Linked DNA regions of Homo sapiens: region 1 is linked to region 2. The links are chromatin loops, found by intact Hi-C in ENCODE. Cell type or tissue: GM12878. All regions are shown on one strand.

Region 1 (8,000 bases), 120 kb before region 2:
TGTATGTAGAAAATATTTCTTTATGTTCTTTCATTTATTAATGTGAATTTTATAATTTAACTTTTTAATTTATATGCAGTTAATTTTGATGTAGAGTGTAAGGTATAGATCTAAATACATCTTTTTTAAACTAGCTACCCAAATGCTTTGTCATCATTTATTAAATAACTCTTCTTTTCTAGCTGATGTGAAATGCTATTTTTGGTAGATACTAGAATTCACTTGCTCAAATTCCACTCTAACATCCAAGTGAGCCTTCCTATATTATAGTGGCTGAAAATTTGAAAATGAGCTTTCCTGGGGTTCCTTGCAGCTATGTTTCAGATGTAATTTTGTTTCCACCAATCAGATGTGCCGATACCTCACTTGCTTTTGAAACTGCATTAATGGCAGACAAGTGATAGACATCTATTTTTCTAGCACAAATGGTCACAGCAGGATAGTCTTATAGCCAGTCGATTTGAGACATGGCAGCCTCTAACAATGGTCATGGCAGCTTTTATTATTATGATAAAAACCATGTAAGTCTGGGGGCTGGGAGTTATTTCTAGAAGCTAAGCCCAAGAATCTGCTTCTCCAGCCCTTCCAAATATTTTGTAATATCTGGTAACAAATCCTTTTCTGGTTAAACTAGAGAGAATGGTTTCTGTTATCTGCAACTGAACCCCATCCAGTGTAATGATGGTATCAAACATTAAATTTTTATATACACAAATACCTAGTTCTGGATATATAGTCTATTCTGTTGAATTGTCTATCTTTATTCCAGTCTAACATGATTGAATTATTATAACTTTATAATATGGTTTAATGTGTGGCAGTCCTAGTAATTGTCTTTACTCTTTTTTACTAAAAAAAGTTTTCTTTTGGATGAACTTTAATTTCACTCTGACAATTCTCACTCGACCTGTGCTCCTTGGAGATTTTGATTCAGTATGCTATATGAAGAAACTGCTCATCCCCTGGGCTGGAGGTCCAGTTTGGGTTTACAGTGTCTTGATAGTAAATCTAGTGTACCTGTCATAAAATAATTCTAAAGACTTAAGATGGGGGTTGGGATAATAGAGTGTGATATTAATTTTCATGGCTTTATAACCACATCTACCAAAACTGTTTTTATTTTTTATATCAAATGACTTATTAAGAGGTAAAATAAGAAAGGTCTGGACACTTCAGTGCATCTCTAATTTGGGAAATGATCAATGGTCAACAGAGGGGAGACTGTGTCTAGTAGTTTTTACAATTGTATTCATTAGGCACAGGAAAATGTAAACTCAGAGAGTCTAAGATAGAACCAAGCCTCCAGGATAAACTTCAGCAAGCCTAACCCCTTTGTTTCTCTTTTTCTTTCTAGACACTTGTAACAGCACTAATCTAGAAGTGAGTACATATGAGTTCTGGTCCTGGCTTAGCTAATTTGGGCAAACCGTTTAACTTCTTTGAGACTTAGGTTTCCATTCTAACAAGGTGTAGGTGATAATATCCATTTTGTGCAAGGTCATTGGTTTTTACCGTATAACGTGTGTAGGTGTTACACACACTGTACCATCCCATACAAATGTGAGTTAATGTATTTTCTGTCTTTATTATCTCTTTTACCTGCCTTAATCACCAAGACATTGTGATCTGTCACTCCATCTTCTCCATTAAACTCTTCAACCATTTCTATTTTTTTTGGACAATTACTTATCTCAGTCATCATTTCTTATAATTCCCTGTCTAACCCTAAATGTCTGTGAGATCCTTGCCCCTCTTCTCAAGTGGTTCAACACTTAAGAATGGGGACAATTTTATTTTTATTTTTATTTTTATTTTTATTTTTTTGAGATGGAGTCTCTCGCTCTGTCGCTCAGGCTGGAGTGCAGTGATGCAATCTTGGTTCACTGCAACCTCTGCCTCCCAGATTCAAGAGATTCTCCTGCCTCAGCCTCCCGAGTAACTGGGATTACAGGCACTCGCCACCGTGCCTGGATAATTTTTGTATTTTTAGTAGAGACAGGTTTCCCCATGTTGTCCAGGCTGGTCTCAAACTCCTGACCTCAAGTGATCCACCTGCCTTGGTCTCCCAAAGTGCTGTAATTACAGGCATGAGCCACCACGCCCAGCTGGGACAATTCTTGTTATATGTTAATTTCTTAAAACCACCAAAGTCTATTCAATATATGATATAGTGATTAAGAAATAAAGGTGTACATTGATAAAAAGTATGAAGTTTCACATATGCACATTCTTATAGCACTCATAATGGCATCTGTTAAATCTTCATCTAACTTTTAAAATAAAATGGCTTGTAAAAGCTATGAATTACTAAGCTGTGGGATGCTTTTGGGATCTCAAGTAGTAATGTGGAAGTCTAGGCACTCAGCACTGTATGGAATCAAAATTCCAGTGGAATATGGAGAGCAGAAAGATTGGGCAGGGAGAACTTGTGAAAATTTAAACATGATTTTCAGGTTCATTTGGCAAAAAAAATTAGGTGACAATGGATATTTTTAAAAAAACACCACCAACAAGGGCATTGCCTGGCCATAATTTATTGAGTTATTTTAACACTTTCATTCTTTGTGCTTTAGGTATTCTGCTTCCTCATACTTAAGGTAATTTTGTAAAACTTTATGGAAGAAAAAACAATGACACACACTCACACATAGAATATTTGTTTATTGCTGTTATAATAAATTAATAAAAAACCCAAGAAACCTAAAACCATTCTCTCTAGTTTAACCAGAAAAAGATTTGTTGCCAGATATTACAAAATATTTGGAAGGGCTGGAGAAGCAGATTATTGGGCTTAGCTTCTAGAAATAACTCCCAGCCCCCAGACTTACATGGTTTTTATCATAAAAATAAAAGCTGCCATGACCATTGTTAGAGGCTGCCATGACCATTGTTAGAGGCTGCCATGTCTCAAATCAACTGGCTATAAGACTATCCTGCTGTGACCATTTGTGCTAGCAAAATAGATGTCTACCACTTGTCTGCCATTAATGCAGTTCCAAAAGCAAGTGAGGTATTGGCACATCTGATTGGTGGAAACAAAATTACATCTGAATTTTGTTTGCTGAATTGCTACATGGGCATAGGAGAAGGTTTTGAAAGTGCAGAAAACATAAAGGAAAAATAATCATTAGTTATACTTAGCATATTAATTAGCAAATTAACATTCTGGTGCCTATCCTTTCCCTTTTTCTATATATTGTTTTTGTATATTTTTCTTTATAGATTTTTATATAAAATTTTTAAACATTAAGCTTATATATATGTTGTACATATAGCTTGCTTTTTTCATTTACTGTATCATGAACATTTTTTCATGATTTCACAAAATCCTTGGCTTGTACATCTGGTGATTACACTTTTAACAGTGTTGGACTCTGCTGGAGGTGATTTTTTTCCCTTCTTGGTCTGAGAGATGAGCAGTTATTTTTCTTTTTGAAAAGAGAAAGCCAATTTTCAGTTTATACCAGTAGGTGTCATCCATTCACACAAAGCATAACCCAAGAAACCTAATATAATTTGACTTAATCTCTATAATTTCTACCAAATTCCAGTGTAGTGTTCCAGCCTATCTAAGCTCCTTGGGTGAAGGCCATTTAGGCTTTCAGTTGGATTTGGAGAAGAGGTTATTTTTGCCATTTAAGGTGCTTCCAAAGAAAAGAAAAAAGACAGCAGTTTTGAAATGGAATGCATTGCATAGTTTGAAGTTATCATTTTATATCCTAAAAATACATCAATTACTGGGAAGAGGTTATTAAAATCTTAAAATCTTACTCTGAACAGCCACTCAAAGAAGACCAATGTTACTATTTTCATGATTTTTCTGAAAGAGGGTAACCAGTCTTAATCCTGAGTACAAAAATTTGGGATGAGTCCAAACATAATACAATATTTCAAAAATATCAATGATGATTAAAGAGTCATGAAAATTTAAAATAATAATAACTATATTTTTGGCATTATGTACTTTTTTTTTTTTTTTTTTTTTGAGATGGAGTCTCGCTCTGTCACCCAGGCTGGAGTGCAGTGGCACGATCTCGGCTCACTGCAAGCTCCGCCTCCCGGGTTCATGCCATTCTCCTGCTTCAGCCTCCCAAGTAGCTGGGACTACAGGCGCCCACCATCACACCCGGCTAATTTTTTGTATTTTTAGTAGAGACGGGGTTTCACCGTGTTAGCCAGGATGATCTCGATCTCCTGACCTCGTGATCCGCCTGCCTTGGCCTCCCAAAGTGTTGGGATTGCAGGCGTGAGCCACCGCGCCCGGCCTATGTAATAGTTTTTAAGAGCTTTCATATACATTACCTTTTGGTCCTCACAAGGATCCTCTGTGATTACAAATGAGTGAACTTTCGCTCAGAGAGGTTAGGCATCTTTCTCAAGACCACACAGTTGGTAAGTGACAGAGTCAGGTCTAAAACAAAGGTCTTTGAATTTTATGTGCATATATATATATATGTATGTATGTACTGCCAATTGAGTGTCATCCTTTAAAGCAGAAGTTAAAAATGAATAGTCCATGGGCCAAACTGGATCTTTAGATATGTTTTGTTTGCTTCCTATAATGTTGGCTCATGGTGTATTTTAAACTTTTTGAATAAGCTCCAAAATTTAAAAATGGGGATGTTTCCCACAAAGACTAGAATTTCATGTGTCTTTGGAAAAAATCAGAAGAGATGGTTACACTGGATTCATATTCCCTAGCGGCAATGTACAGCTGAAGCTGTGTGTGTGTGTGTGTGTGTGTGTGTGTGTATGTGTGTGATTCTAGCTGGTTATAAACTGTAGAGAAGCAACGTGGCATGGTTTGGCTGTGCCCCACGCAAATCTCATCTTGAACTGTAATCTCCTTAATCCCATGGGTCATAGGAGGGACCAAGTGGGAGATAATTGAATCGTGGGGGCAGTTTCCCTTATGCTGTTCTCACGATAGTGAGTGAATTCTCATGAGATCTGATGGTCTTATAAGCCCACCTCATGGATATGAGACATGGAATCAAAGGAGATCATTTCAGAACTTTAAGGTTTAGTGACTGCCCTATTGGATTTCGGACTTGCATGGGGCCTGTAGCCCCTTCATTTTGGCCAATTTCTCCCATTTGGAATGCGTGTATTTACCCAATGCATGTACCTCCTGTATTCGTCTGTTCTCACATTGCTACTAAAGACATTCCTGAGACTGCGTAATTTATAAAGGAAAGAGGTTTAATGGACTCACAGTTCCACATGGCTGGGAAGGCCTCACAATCGTGGCGGAAGGCAAAGGAGAAGTGAAGGCATGTCTTACATGGTGGCAGGAGGGCTTGTGCAGGGGAACTCCTATTTATAAAACCATCAGATCTCATGAGACTTATTCACTACCATGAGAACAGTATGGGGGAAACCACCCCCACAATTCAGTTATCTCCACCTGGCCCTGCCCTTGACACATGGGAATTATTACAATTCAAGGTGAGATTTGGGTGGGTACACAGCCAAACCATACCACTCCCATTGTATGTAGGAAGTAAGTAACTTGCTTTTGACTTTACAGGCTCATAGGTGGAAGGGACTTGCCTTGTTTCAGATGCGACTTTGGACTTGGACTTTTGGGTTAATGCTGGAATGAGCTAAGACTTTGGGGGACTGTTGGGAAGACATGATGGTGTTTTGAAATGTAAGGACATGAGATTTGGGAGGGGCCAGGGGCAGGTTTGGCTGTATGGTTTGGCTGTATCCCCACCCAAATCTCATCTTGAATTGTAATCCCCAGAATCCCCATGTGTCATGGGAAAGACGTGATGGGAGGTAATTGAATCATGAGGGTGGTTTCCCCCACGTTGTTCTCATGATAGTGAGTGAGTTCTCATGAGATCTGATGGTTTTATAAGCATCTGGCATTTCCCTTGCTGGCACTCATTCTCTCTGCTGCTGCCCTATGAAGAGGTGCCTTCTGCCATGAGTGTAAGTTTCCTTAGACCTCCCAAGCCATGCGGAACTGTGTGTCAAGTAAATGTCTTATCTTTGTAAATTACTCAGTCTCAGGTATTTCTTCATAGCAGTGTGAGAACAGATGAATACAGAACTGTAGAATGGTAACTCAGGAGCCAAAGACAGAACTAAGGGAGCCTGAACTCTGCAGAGGCTGGAAGGAATGGGATCCAGAGAGGTGCCTTACTTATGTTTTGAGGAATATACTATCATTGGAATGAAGGCCAACATGAATAAGTGGCAGTATATTTGTTAAAAATATCAATCATACCATTTGGCAGTCACATCTCATGCTGATTTTTTTCACCCCTCATGGAAATATATAATCAGTTTTCTGGGCTTTATGGATTAATTAATAACTTTAAATGAGAAAATATTTGGCTGTCAAAATGGAATATACTTTTGTTTTATGATTAGAGATGGGCAAGTGATGAGAGATGAATCAGGATGATGAATTATATATTTATTCAATTAATTTCAATGTGAAATACAAACATGTTTTGATAATTTTCTGCTCTCACATTATGATTCAGAGTGAAAAATTGTCATTGGTGAGCATTCCCAAGGTCATATGGTTCCTCCAAAAGTCAAGGATTCTTCAAACACTTGTTCATTCAATAAATAGTTGTGGAGCATTGCAAACATACTTGCAAAGAAGGCATCTTTAGGCTGAGGCGGGCAGATCACAAGGTCAAGAGATCGAGACTATCCTGGCCAACATGGTGAAACCCCGTCTCTACTAAAAATACAGAAATTAGCTGGGCATGATGGCATGCACCTGTAGCCCCAGCTACTCGGGAGGCTGAGGCAGGAGAATCGCTTGAACTCGGGAGGTGGAGGTTGCAGCGAGCTGAGAGGTTGCCACCGCAGTCCAGCGTGGTGACAGAGTGAGACTCCGTCTCAAACAAACAGTAACAAAAAAACCCGAAGACATCTTCAGTTCTTGTTCTGATGTTTCTCACAGTTTAGTAGAAGCTGTTGGAAAGCAAACAGGCCATTACAGTGGTATAATTGTTACAATTGTTACAGGTAGCTAGACAAGCATGAGCTGGGCAGGAGAGGGCTCTTCCCCCACTCATAGGAATGCTGGGTGATGGTTTGGCAATTATCACATTGCCTCTCTAAAAGTGATAAATTGGCAGCTGGTGCCAGGGAGAGGTCATTTCCTGATGGTCCACACCTGTTGCACTAAAGTGTTAATTGAATGCGGGTACCAGGTAGAAGCAACTTCCTGGGCCTGCGCATTAAGAGACAAAATGGCCTCTGGAGGCACACCACCAGAAAAGGGAAGAAAGCCTCAGATGAGCACACGTACAGTTTCCTAAACACACTGCATGTGCTCACCTCCTAAGGGTAAGGAGGGCACTGCACATGCGGGCAGCCCACCCTAAGGGAAGAATCCTGTGAAAGAGGCCAGCCTATAAAGTCCTAAAATCAAGGTTAAACACCACACTTGACCTTGGGCCTCTTCCAAGCACATGCTCCTTTTTTCTGTTCTAAAGCTTTTTAAAATAAACTTCTATTCCTGCTCTGAAACTTGCCTCGGTCTGTATTTCTGCCTTATGCTTCTCAGTCAAATTCTTTGTTCTGAAGAGGCAAGAAATGAGGTTGCTGCAGACCTGTACAGATTTTCTGCTGGTAACTAAGATACCTTCCACCGATAACATAATGATTTCTAGGATGGGGGACACAGAGGAGCATTGGGAGGTTGCAGAAAAGCCACTAAATGGACACTAGTTATGGGGGTGGTTGGGAGTGAATGACATTGGTTTGATGTCTTTGATGAATCGATGGGTATGGAAGCAAAGGCCTGAAGAATGGTGGAATATCTGCCAAAGAAGGTAGGCTAGAGTGGTGAGGAGGGGAAGCACAGACAAAATGATGGCTCCTGGCAGTAGAAGGAAGAGTTAGTTTGGGGAATTTGGAGAACTTCATGTCATTCAACGTGATGGAAACATTTGGTACAGAAGGAAGAAAGAACAAATGTGGCAAGAGATGAGGCCGAACTGGGGAAGGAGTTGCCCTTCATAAGG
Region 2 (8,000 bases):
ATATGTTGCATTTCTGTGGGTTTATAACTCATAATTAAGGGCTACACTTTTTTTTCATATAAAATAGCTCTACTTCCCATTCTCAAGAACAGAAAAGGTACAAAGGACTTTTTTTTCTTTTTTTTTTTAAATTGACAAAGTCTCAGTGTGTTGTCCAGACTGGTCCTGAACTGGCTTCAAGTGATCCTCCTGCCTCTGCTTCCCAAAGTGCTGGGATTATAAGTGTGAGCCATCATGCCCAGCCAGTACAAAGAATTTTTAAAAAGAAAGGAGAATGCAAGTTTCAGTTAGCAAGAACAGGAACATAATCTCTGGTTTAAAAGGTAGACTCTCAAGAAGAGAGAGCCTTATGCAAATGAGTTTGCAGAAGAAAGGCTATTTTGGAAACATAACTGGCATCTGAATGTCTGTCTCTCCAGGTGGCCTGTTCCCTTGACATAAATCTACTTGCTTTGAGTAACTTGTCTTTTCATAGATAGCCTGAGAATTACTTTCTTTGGAAAAAGCCCTACATTAGATATTCCCCTGGGATAAGTTCTCCATAAAATTTAGTGCAATCTGATTGAGCACGCACTATGTGTTAGGAACGGTAAAAGGCACCTGACATACTTACTTCTATTGAATTAGCCCAACAACCTAATGAGATAGGTGCCACCAGCCTCATTTTTCAGAGTTCACATTACTTTACCAAGGTCAAAGTATTTGTAAGTGGTAGAATCAGGATTCAAACCAGGCCCCGCAGCTCTTAAGTTGGGACTTGGAAACTTCGTGGGACAGAGTGTCCTTACTCCTGGGCTATCCCATTTGGTGTGTCTCTAATCCCCATTAGAAGCAGCAGCTACTAACAACTAAACTCATCTGTTTTCCTTTTCTCCATTCGACTCCACTCCACTCAAACATATTTCTATATACCTTAAAACACTTTCTTTTATAAAAAGTTTAATATCAGGATATCCCTTCAGCCACTGCCTCATTGGAGGTCCCATGTGATCTTCCATAAATGTGATCTCTCCTGTGTGTGTGTGTGTGTGTGTGTGAGAGAGAGAGAGAGAGAGAAAGAGAGAGAGAGAGAGGCAGAGACAGACAGAGAGAGAAAGAGAGAGAGAATATCTACAGATGTAGGAGGTGTAGTAGATTTAGACACACACATATTCATATACAGAGAACTTGTGATGTCCAGCTCTTGCCTGCTTAACATTGTCTTTATACATATGCTGTAGATTAGCAGTTCCCAACCTTTTTGGTGTCAGGGACCGGTTTCCTGGAAGACAGGTTTTCCACAGCCATTGGGTTGGGGGAGGTGGAAGGGGCTGGCTTGGGATGAAACTGTTCCACCTCAGATCATCAGGCATTAGATTCTGATGAGGAATGCTCAGCCTAGATCCCTCACATGCTCAGTTCACAATAAGGTTCGCACTACTATGAGAATCTAATGCCGCTGGCCAATCGGAAAGGAGGTGGAGCTTAGGAGGTAATGCTGATCACCTCCTGCTGTGCCGTCCAGTTCCAACAGGCCACTGACCAGTACTGGTCCATGGGCCAGGGGTTGGGGACCCCTGCTATAGATTACCAGCCCCCTCAAGTCCCTGAGCTAATGAGAAGAGCCTCTTATTCTTCTCCCCAGAGCTCTCTCTGGTTGGCACACTCCCTGTACACCATCTTGCCTTCTGCTCACCTTTTCCTCCTCTGTGCTCTACCTCTAGACACAATGCACTCAAGACCTGGCATGTCTGCTACCTTGCTCAGCACCTTGCAGAGAATCTGTCCATGCAACTCTTGCCTTTCTGCCCCAGAGTTTGGGAGGGAGCCTGAAGCTAAGGAGGAAATACCGGAGTGCTCTCCGGAGCAAATAAGAATCATTTTTTGGTCTCATCTCTCTCTCTCTCTTTTTTTTTTTTTTTTTGGAGACAGGGTCTCGTTCTGTCGCCCAGGCTGGAATGCAGTGGTGTCATTGTTCACTGCAGCCCCGACTCCCCAGGCTCAAGCGATCCTCCTGCCTCAGCCTCCCAAGTAGTTGGGATTACAGGCATGCGCCACCACACCAGGCTAATGTTTGTATTTTTTGTAGAGACCGGGTTTCATCATGTTGTCCGGGTTGGTCTTGAACTCCTGAGCTCAGGCAATCTGCCTGCCTTGCCCTCTTAAGGTGCTGGGATTATAAGCATGAGACACCACATCTGGTTTCATCTCATTCTTTAATTTCAGCAGTACTGAAGCTCAGTCTTGAACCCTAGTCAGCTTTGCTGGGGCTCCACCCATCAACATAATCTTATGAGGCCTCTTTCTCTCACATTGTGAATTTAATTCCAGTATCCTCCATGCCACCTACTGGGTCCTGCTTTATCTTTGATGGATCCTTCTTGAGCTAATGTGCTGTAGTCCAAGTGCTTTTGATTTTTCCACTATCCTAAAATTTGCCCCTACCACTAGATGAACATCTTGGATAGCAAAGCAAATTTGATATTAACATTAGTAGTTAATGTTTAATGAGCTTCTGTTCTAAGCATTTTACATCTATTATCTTAAAGTCCATACAACCTTATGTGGTAGGCTCTATTACTATCCCAATTATTTCATATTTTAATAATTATAATTACCCTAATATTTTATATTAATTTATTTAATCATTTGACAAATATTTGTTGAACACCTACTGTTTGAGGCATTGGGGAGACAGCAGTGAACAAACCATATAAAGTTCCTACTCTCATGGAGATTACCATATAGTAATGGGATATAGACAGTTAACAAATAAACATGTATATATCATATGGAGTGCCAGGAAGTACAAAGAGAGGAGATGGAGCCTGCTGGGGGAACAGGTGATGTCTTATTTAGGAGAGTTGGGGAACCCTCCCTCTCTAATAAGGTGACATCTGAGCAGAACTTTGAAGGAAGTGAGTTAGGATTGTAAATATTTAAAGAGGGTTCAAGGCAGAGGGAAGGGCTTCCTTGGTTTGTTCCAGGAATAGCAAGATGGCAGTGTGGCTGGAGTAGAACGAGTCCAAGGGATAAAGGGAGGAGTTGAGGTTACAGAAGTAGGAGGGGTCATCTGGTAGGGTCTTGTAGGTCACGGTGAGGATTTGGGGTTTGACTCTGAGTGAGATGATAAGTCATTGGGAAGAAAAAAAGAAAGTCAATGGGGCTGTTGGAGTAGGAGCCTTAGGATTAGAAAGAACACGCTAGATGTTCTGAGGAGTAGGGACTGTTAGGGGACAAGGGTAGGAAAGGAGGGACCATATGGGAGGTTACTGTAATAGTCCAGGTAAGAGAGGGTGGGGACTAGGGTGGTGGACATAGGAGTGTTTGGAAGTGGTCAGATGGGAGATGTATTTGTAAGGCTGATCCAATAGGATTTAGCTGGCATCATGGATGTGGGATGTGGCTCATGCCTGTAATCCTAGCACTTTGGGAGGCCAAGGCAGTCGGATTGCCTGAGGTCAGGAGTCTGAGCAGCCTGGGCAACATGGTGAAACCCCGTTTCTACTAAAATACGAAAAATTAGCCAGGCATGGCGGTGTGCACCTGTAATCCCAGCTACTCAGGAGGCTGAGAGAGGAGAATCACTTGAACCCAGGAGGTGCAGGTTGCAGTGAGCCGAGATCTCGCCACTGCACTCCAGCCTGGGTGACAGAGCGAGACTCCATCTCAAAAAAAAAAAAAAAAAGAAAGATGCATCAAGAATGACTCCAAGAGGCTTTTGGTGGAAGGAAATTTCCTTTTACTGAGTTGTGGGAGACTGGGTGAAGACCAAATTTAGGTAGGGGTTGGGAGGAATTGGAAATAAAGAGTTTAATTTGGGGCATGTTAACTTTGACATGTAGGTGGAATTGCTGAGTAGGCAGCTGGATATATGAGTCTGGAACCAAGACACAGAGTTTACATAACTTACCTAAGGTCACACAGCTAGTAGTAGGAGGGTGAGATATGAACCTAGGCCATCTAGTCATTGTGGTCTTGCTCTTAACTATTAACCACATCCTGCATCAGAACCCTCCACCTTCCTTTATGAAATGTTTTTGTGTTGTTGGGGACACTTCTTATGGGTCAGCCCTGTATTTTACCCCATTCCTGCAGTCCATGTGGTCTCAGTTTTCCTGCTTCTCATTGTGGGTTTACTGTTGAGATCAGTTTACCTTCTAAAAATGAGTAGGATGCTCTAATAATGGCTATATGCTGGAAAGAAAAAATTGTTACAGAAAAATGAAAATATCTCTTCTTCTACTCTTAGACCCTGGCTCAATTTGGCAGATCTGCAATAAGTACAATGAAGAAACAAAGGAATCTCTTAGGAAGTCACTGACTGACATTGACACCTTCCTTCTGCATTGCCTTAAAATTCTGTGTAATTGTATTTCTTCAATCCTGTTTTATTTGGGCTGAAATATGTAGTACAGAAGACAATAGTATTCATAAGAAATATTAAGAACAGTGATCATGCTGTTTGGGGAGATAACCTTAGTGCTTACTTTTATGCCATATATCCACTGTGATAAAAATACTGTGAATAGTGCTGTTACTAGCATATAACTATTTATACAGAAGATATTTAATAAACGAGTGACTCTTTCTTATGCTTTCCTATAACAGTGCTTAAAACTCAATTTTCCTGGAGCTATTTTATCAAAGAACAGAACACTAGAGTGGGCAGAGACTTTAGAGTTCTTCCAGCCCAGGACCTACATACATATTGTAGATGAGAAAACTGAGGACAGTTGGTGGCCAGGCTGGGAGAAGAGCCCAGACTCCCTAAGCCATAGCCCCACTATGCTGAGGGGAATATAGACTGTCTTTTGATTATTAGCTGGGCCTGCTGCTGGCCAGGCTTTGTTTCATGAATTCCTCTGTCTATTCCTTCACGAGGCTTAATGGCACTTCTGGATGTTCTTACCACCTCCACGCTGCTGAAACCTTGCCACATTCCCAAGCTGTGGCTTGTTTTGCAGCTGTTTCAAATGGGGATGCCATACTGAGAAGTAATACCTCTGAGCTGCCTTGTGCTTTTTCTCTGACCCGATCATGTGGACATCCCCCCTGGGTGTCCCAATCTGTGTAGTTTCAACGACCTGCTCTCCCAATCCATCCAGCTCATTATGTCCTAAGCATTCAGAGGCTCAGCTTCGTTTCAGTCCATCAAGAGTTTATGTTCTATGAGAGAGTTTGAGATCAACTTCATCCCTATTACGCTCACTGTGAAAAAGTGCCAGTGGAAATAAAAGAGCTCATACATCTAAATGATTTAAATTAAAGTAAAATAAAATTTTCCGTTCTTTTGAATTAGGCCATTAAAACTATAGCTTAGTCTAAGTACAGTATTAATGAGCAATATCGCAGGAGAGTATTAATTTTGCATTTCTTGACATAAAAATTTAAAACATGCAATTTTAGCTTTGCTTTAAGTAATATTTTGTATTCCCTTGACTTTTATTTGGAAACCCCAGAAATCAGGGTAAAAATGGGATAGTTCAAAATCAGATGCACTGAACTCATATGTAAGTACATGCTACCCTCTCATCTCCATGTTATATTGCAGACTTAAACCAGATATAGGATCATGTGGCATTTCATACCATCAAAGCACTAGTGGTAAAGGTTTATGTGAAATAGACCTTTAGACCTGTTGGTTTAATATATTCTGCATTTCTACCTTTAATAAAAGGATGTTCTAATAAAGATAGGCAAGGGTATAAAGATTGGGACCCCTAGTGGTTAGATGGATAGCTTATTTGCAGCCCAATGCTAATGGGGTAGCGATGTTGAGGCAATATGCCATCCATGCAGCTGGGGCCGCTCTTCTTGTCTTAAGTCATGTGTAAGCTTCAGGATCTAGGCTCTGCAGAAGTCGGAGAATCCCTGAGACTGTGGGAAGACTGTAGGTTACTCATTGGTGCAGGCGCTTTCAGAAGTCTCATAGTTTTCCTTTGGCTTTAGACACTACAAATCGCATCAAATCAGAGGTGTAGAATTATACGCTAGAGGGCTTTTCAGCCACCAGAGCAACCCTGTCCAGCAATTGCTATCTTGGAACAATGGCCATGTCCTTAATCAGGCAATCCAATTAGCCACACACAAATTATGAAGTCGATGTACCTAAAGCAATTTGTCTGCAAAAAATTTAAAACCTCCCTTAAGAATTTGCAATCAAGGAAAACCCTTTTCTCCTTCATTTTTTTTAATTGAAAGTTGGACACAGGACAGAATAAGGAAAACATTTCCAACGTTGAGTGTTGCCTAAGAGACTCTAAAGTATCAGCCAAAATTTTGTTTGAGTAAGTTGTGAGTGAGAGAGGAACACAGAGGGTAAGATTGGTGGTTTAATTGCATCATGTTCCTTAACAAGAGATGGCAAATATTGTATTTGATAAAAAAGACGATGTCTTATTTCCATTGTTATCTAGTCATGCAATGAAAGATTGCTTGTCATAGCCTGCAGCACTGTCAGTCACCCTCATTTTCCTGATCTTTGCAGCACTCAGCTTCTCTGAGAGTAAAAGAATAACTAGGAAGAAGCCTGCATGGCAGAGCATTTGTGCTTTCTTAGTTTTCCATTTAGTCCATGCACAATAACCATTTGTGTATTGTTCTTGACCAGGCACAAATCACCTTGTATTTAAAGATGTCTAAGAATTCTCAGGCCGGCCATGGTGGCTCATGCCTGTAATCCCAACACTTTGGGAGGCTGAGGCGGGCGGATCACGAGGTCAGGAGTTTGAGACCAGCCTGGCCAACATGGTGAAACCTCGTCTCTACTAAAAATATAAAAATTAGCTGGGAATAGTGGTGCACGTCTTTAATCCTAGCTACTGAGGAGGCTGAGGCAGGAGAATTGCTTGAACCCAGGAGACAGAGGTTGCAGTGAGCAGAGATCGCACCACTGCACTCCAGCCTGGGCAACAAAAGCGAGACTCTGTCTCGAAAAAAAGAATTATCTTGTACTCCAACTCTTTAATAAAAAGGAAATCTGCTGCCTGTCTTACAGGGTTTTCTTGCTAGATATAGTTTTAGAGATGGAAGAGAGTACCTAAAGTCAAATCCAAACTTCATTTCACACATGAAGATTCTGTGGCTCAGGAGGTAAAATGATGTGATTAAGATTATACACCCGGTCATTAGAAGACTAGGGATTAAGTTTCAGGGTGCCTGACTCCATGGCCTGTGCTTTAATACTGCTGTGAACCAAACTGGACAGGAAAATTGGTCAGGGATGAGGGCACAACTTCCAGGAGCCTGTATTTATAGTCACCTGTGCATAGAAATGAAAACATTTCTATTTATGTCTTCCTTATGCTGAGCATTCATAGATCCTCAACAACAAAACCCTTATGAGAACTTTGGAATTTATTTTATAGTCAGATAAAGCATATAAATATGAGATTTTTTATAGGTTAGACCCAGATTAATCAAGTCCAGCATTCTCTGTCTCTGTGGAATACACCACAAATCACCACAGCTCCTCTTAATCATTTATGAATCTCTTATACATAGATTTTTTGAAATTAACTTTACTCTTGCTATATAAAGTATAACTGTCTTTTGCTGTACCTAAATATGCCCCTTGCAAATTCAGTCTGTGTCTCCTAGTACCCTAGAATTTAAGGCACATATCAGTTTTCAACTTATCCACTACCACATTTACAGATTGAAGGTCCTAATATTTAAGTCTTTATGCAGTGGCCTCTCATTGCCAAATCGGCGTGACTGTCCTATTCTGAGCTATTTCTAGCTCCACTTTTCAAAGGCTGGGGAAAGTAAAACCAAGTGAAATGATGGCTTTTCCAAGTTCTGCTGAAAGTCACTGGCAAAGCCAAGAGCGAAGGCTTCTGATTCTCAATTAATTTCCAACTCCTAGTCACAAATGTCCTATTGTAAAAAATGTCCTTTTTGTTTGCTTGGCAATTTGCTAGTAAAGGAATCCAAGACAAAAATCCAAATGTCAATAACCTCAGTATTCAATGGCAGAGGTACAACTTCTGATGTGAATGGAAATTCATTTTGGGATA

Evidence for each region. Peaks named below come from ENCODE experiments on the same cell type or tissue, not always from the same donor. Only the 100,000 strongest peaks of a DNase experiment are listed, where the experiment ranks them.
Region 1: a loop joins it to region 2, with 6 times the contacts of the local background. A loop is called at or near these places in 9 of 110 quality-filtered maps.

What each region holds. Positions count from the first base shown.
Region 1 is chr2:203,925,556-203,933,555 of GRCh38, forward strand. It overlaps LOC101927840 (a long non-coding RNA gene), which reads right to left. Exons shown (of 4, transcript XR_427213.4): 4 at 6,762-6,942. Among named protein-coding and RNA genes, the nearest start is that of ICOS, 7.2 kb to the right of the region's middle. In GM12878, no CTCF peak of the experiment used is centred here; no DNase peak of the experiment used is centred here.
Region 2 is chr2:204,045,943-204,053,942 of GRCh38, forward strand. No RefSeq gene overlaps it. Among named protein-coding and RNA genes, the nearest start is that of ICOS, 110 kb to the left of the region's middle. In GM12878, no CTCF peak of the experiment used is centred here; DNase peaks (open chromatin) are centred at 403 and 3,996.